2 separate regions of the Homo sapiens genome follow, and region 2 is linked to region 1. Evidence: read pairs that join two places in POLR2A ChIA-PET (ENCODE). Cell type or tissue: PC-3. All regions are shown on one strand.

What was found. ChIA-PET counts read pairs that join two places held together with the same protein. Peaks named below come from ENCODE experiments on the same cell type or tissue, not always from the same donor. Only the 100,000 strongest peaks of a DNase experiment are listed, where the experiment ranks them.
Region 2: POLR2A ChIA-PET joins it to region 1 with 22 read pairs; 7 of 35 experiments call an interaction of 5 or more read pairs at or near these places.

Annotation. Positions count from the first base shown.
Region 1 is chr17:50,442,160-50,444,659 of GRCh38, reverse strand. All of the region lies in intron 1 of ACSF2 (acyl-CoA synthetase family member 2), which reads right to left. Among named protein-coding and RNA genes, the nearest start is that of ACSF2, 17 kb to the right of the region's middle. In PC-3, no CTCF peak of the experiment used is centred here; a DNase peak (open chromatin) is centred at 1,269; H3K4me3 peaks cover 507 bases.
Region 2 is chr17:50,360,996-50,363,495 of GRCh38, reverse strand. It overlaps XYLT2 (xylosyltransferase 2), which reads right to left. Exons shown (of 11, transcript NM_022167.4): 11 at 2,311-2,500. Among named protein-coding and RNA genes, the nearest start is that of MRPL27, 11 kb to the left of the region's middle. In PC-3, a CTCF peak has its summit at 1,334 (motif pointing left); a DNase peak (open chromatin) is centred at 1,325.

The DNA of each region.
Region 1 (2,500 bases):
TGTGTGTGTGTGTGTGTGTGTGTTTGCAGAGAGAGAAACTCGGGGGCTGGGGAAGATATCTAGTCTCTGATCCTTTAGCAGCTGATATTTCTTTTTCTTTTTTTTTGGGCCGGAGTCTCACACTATCGCCAGGCTGGAGTGCAGTGGTGCGATCTCAGCTCATTGCAACTTCTACCTCCCTGGTTCAAATGATTCTCCTGCCTCACCCTCCGGAGTAGCTGGGACTACAGGCATGCACCACCGTGCCCAACTAATTTTTTTGTATTTTTAGTAGAGATAGGGTTTTGCCATGTTGGCCAGGTTAGTCTCAAACTCCTGACCTCAAGTGATCCGTCCATCTCAGCCTCCCAAAGTGCTGGGATTACAGGTGTGAGCCACTGCGCCCAGCCAGTGGCTGATATTTCAAACTCAATTCCTTTTGATCACTTATCTAGATTATTACACCACCGGGGCCAAAAAGCTGCTATTCCAAAAATTATATATAGATATAAAATAATTCAACCTGTCTGATACTGTAATAAATGAAACATTACAAGAAGAGAAAATAGAACAAATCAGTAATCCTCTACCCAAACCAAAGATTGCTGTCTTTCTAGAGGAGTCTATATTTAATTTCAAATTTCCATGATAGGCACTTTTGTCAAAGAATATTCATAAGCAGTACTAGAAAGCAGTTGCAGCTAAATAAGAGTTAATCCTTGTAACCCAAGTAGGTTCATGTTCTTGCTGGCTTTATGCAATCAGTGGGAGAGGTTATTTTAAGATAAGCTAGAGCACTAGATGATCACGCTGCATTCAATAGGGCCTAAAAAAAACTCCCCAAGTAGAGAAGATTAATAAAATGGCTATGAATTTCAACATAAAAACAGGAGTTATTGATTATATGGAATGTTGGCAAGGATGTGGAGAAATATACCAGAGTGTAAACTGGTATAAGATTTTTAGAAGATGGTAAGTATAGAGGCAGGAAGCCTAAGAAACTTACACTTTAGCATGCCCCCCAGCCTGGCCCCTCCCTACCATCCTAGTGCTGGGCGTGCCTGGAAATTGGAGAGGGAAAGCTGGCTGCAAATCAAGAAGCATTTATCTGTCAGCATTTCTGACAAATTGCTTAAAGAGAGCTCAAAAGAGAATCTTCAAGCTCGCAGCAATTGGTAGCAAATTCTTTTCTTATTCTAAATCGATCTTCAGTTTGCACAAAATCTGATACTTAAGAGCTTTTTATTCTTGTTTAGAAAGAGGGCATCCCAAACTGTGTTAGCTTCAAAACCTGTAAATCTGGATTCCTTCTGATTTGGTAATATCTACTAACATTCTGAATATGCATACCTTTTGAAACAGGTCTGCCATGGAGAATCTAAGGGGAGAAGCTGTTTGGCCTCCTGGCAATTCTACTTTTAGGGATCTATTCTAAAAAACAACAACAACAAACAAACAAACAAACAAAAACCTGGCCGGGCGCGGTGGCTCACGCCTGTAATCCCAGCACTTTGGGAGGCTGAGGTGGACGGATCACAAGGTCAGGAGATCGAGACCATCCTGGCCAACATGGTAAAACCCTGTCTGTACTAAAAATACAAAAATTAGCCGGGCATGGTGGCGTGCACCCATAGTCCCAGCTATTCGGGAGGCTGAGGCACGAGAATCAGTTGAACCCAGGAGGCGGAGGTTGTAGTGAGCCGAGATTGCGCCACTGCACTCCAGTCTGGGAACAGAGTGAGACTCCGTCTCAGAAAAAAAAAAAAGAAATAAAACCTAAAAAATGCCTAAAGGTATGATTAATTGCCACTTAGCAAAGAACTGGGAAAAAAAAATTATTCCTATGAGTAAGAGATTAGATAACTAAATTAGAGAGCATATACAATGCAATACTGCCATTAAAAAATGAAGACATGGTCAGGCAAAATGGCTCACGACCTATAATCCCAACGCTTTGGGATGCCAAGGCAGGAAAATCGCTTGAATTCAGGAGCTCAGGCCAGCCTGAGCAACATATTGAGACCCCGTCTCTACAAAAAAATTAAAAATTAGCCAGGTGTGGTGGTGTGCACCTGTGGTCCCAGCTACTTGGGAGGCTAAGGCAGGATGTTTGATTGAGCCTAGTAGGTCAAGGCTGCAGTGAGCCATGAATGTGTCACTGCATGCCAGCCTGGGTGACCGAGAAAGACCCTGTCTCTAAAACAAAACTAAACTAAAAGGCCAGGCGTAGTGGCTCATGGCTGTAATCCCAGCACTTTTGGAGGCCAAGGCGGGAGGATCACTTGATTCCAGGAGTTTGAGATCAGCCTGGGCAATATAGCAGACCCAGTCTCTACAAAAAAAAAAAAAAAAAAATTGTTTTGTTTTGTTTTTTTGGGATGGAGTTTCACTCTTGTCACCCAGGCTGGAGTGCAGTGGTACAATCTCAGCTCACTGCAACCTCTGCCTCCAGGGTTCAAGCGATTCTCCTGCCTTAGCCTCCCAAATAGCTGGGACTACAGGCATGCACCACCACGCCTGG
Region 2 (2,500 bases), 81 kb after region 1:
GAGAGGAGCACCTCCACCCCCAAATCTGCCCTCTGAACCTGTCAGGAGGAGTCCTGGAGGCTGGTCCTGGGTCCTGCAGTGCTTCCAACTCAGTGGGGCCAAGACAGGCCTGCCAGAGCAGCAGGGGTGGGGTTACGCTTCCCTAGTTCTGCCTGCCTGCTTGTTAGAAAGGCCTGAGGAGCTTTAAAAGCATACCACTGTGGGTTGCCACCTCAGACCGTTAAATCAGAATCCTCTGTCAGGATCACGACTCACTTGAGTTGAAGAATGTAAACTCCAAATGTTTACAGCAGGTGACAATAATGGGGAACTACGACCTGATCTAATATGGTGGAGAAGGACAGGGATGCGGCGAGTGCATGTGTTACCTAAGATTTTTTTTTTTTTTTAATGGTACTTTGAGGCCAGGAGTAGTGGCTGATGCCTGTCATCCCAACGCTTTGGGAGGTTGGAGCGGGAGGACTGCTTGAGGCCAGGAGTTTGAGACCAGCCTGGGCAACATGGAGAGACCCCTGTTCTGCCAATAAATAAATAAATAAAATAAATAAATAAATAAATAAATAAATAAAGAATGCATGCATGCCAGGCATGGTCGTGCACATCTGTGACCCTAGCTACTTAGGAGGATCACTTGCGCTCAGGAGGTCAAGGCTGCAGTGAGCTATGATCGTGATCGTGCCTGGACAACAGAGCCAGACCCTGTCTCTAAAAATACTACTACTACTTTGAAAACCGTTGTGCTAGCCTAACACAGCACAGCCATAGCCCAGGTTAAACCCACAGGCTAGTTTGTGAGCTCTTGGCCAGCAGAGTCTAAGTGTTCTAATATTTACTGCCTGTGCCTAATATGCTGAACCTAGTTGTTAATTTTTCCTCCTTATTGACCTGAGAGTTGATATTGGGAAACAAAAACCACAACATTCTGGAGAACCAGGGTACAGCTTCAGATGTTCACTAAAACAGGAGCCAGAAAAAACGAATTATCTTAGCCTCTGAACCTAAGTACCTTTTCCTTCGAATTCTTGCCATTAGCTCCTTCCTGCTTACCTGCCCAGCCAGGCTCTTATGCGAGCCGGAGAGTGTAGTGACTGAGTGGCTCTGGAGGCTTCCTGCCTCTTTCTGAAGGCTGCTGCCACCATCAAATAGTTAGCTGTGACTTTGGGCTCGTCATTTCACAGCTCTAAGCCTCAGTTTTCTGATCTGCTAAATGATGATAATAAAAATGCCTCCCTCCAAGAGTTGTAAGGATTGAGATACTACAGGCATGGTTAGCACCACGGCAGCTGACAAAAACCCCAGTGCTGTTATCGGTTGGTTGTCAGGAGTGCCCCCTCCTGGCAACTAGGAGAACTTGACATGTGGCAGCCTGGGCAGGAATTTGTTCCCCAAGCTGAGCTCAGTGTGGCTGGCTGATAGGGTGACTTTAGAGGTCTAGAAACCTTCACCCTTGCTCCCACATTAAGCAAGCTGTGAAGGACTGATACCGAGCTCCGGCTGTCAATGGTAGGAGAGTGGGAGGGGGAGAGGAGGCTTGGGAAAGGGAGGGAGGATGGACAACCCTTTTCAACATGAGTCCTAGGACAGTGACGAGGGACCTAGGCTGCTGCTGCTCCTGCCCCGAAAAGAAAAAGCTCCAATCATAACGACCAGGCCATGGCTGGGATTGCCTCTGTTGAAGGTGCCCCATGTGGCAGGGCCAGTCTTCTAGGATGGACCCTGCTAAGGCCAAGGATAGAGAAGCCAGCACCTGCTGCAGCCTGGCCTGGTGGTGGGGGTGGGAGTGCTGGGTCAGGGCTCTCAAACTAAGCTCAGGTCCTGCTGGTCCCCTGGCTTGCTGGGTGGCAAAGAAGAAGTCTTTGAGCCTCTCTGGGCCTGTTTACCCCTCAGAAAAAGGAGCTGGATTAGATGTTTTTTGAGACAGGGTCTCACTCTGTCACCCAGGCTGGAGTGCAGTGGTGCAATTTTGGCTCACTGCAGCTTCAAACTCCTGCTTCAGCCTCCTGAGTAGCTGGGACTACAGATGTGCGCCACCACGCCTGGCTAATTAAAAAAAAATTCTTGTAGAGACGAGGTCTCACTGTTTCCCAGGCTGGTCCCAAACTCCTGGGCTGAGGTAATCTTCCTGCCTCAGCCTCCCAGTGTTGAGATGACAGGCGTGAACCCCTGCACCCAGGCTAGATGGGTTCTTGAGTCCCTCTGGGTGGATTCTAAACTGTTCTTAATCTGGAGGAATGAGATCTTTACCTTCTCAAGGCTACCAAAGTACCAGCTAAGACTTCTGGAGAAGGCCCAATGAATGGTGATGGCTTCCTGACACCCAGGAGGAAAAACACAGAGCCCAGAGTAGAGAGATAGAGATATATTTCTTCTGTTGCATATTTCAGACTTCACGCTGAGCTTCAGGCACAATTACTCCAGGTTCTTCTGAGAGTCTTGACAGAGTCTTCTTCCCACGCTGCTCATGTGACCTCACTTCCAGTGCACACCTGGAAACTCTGCA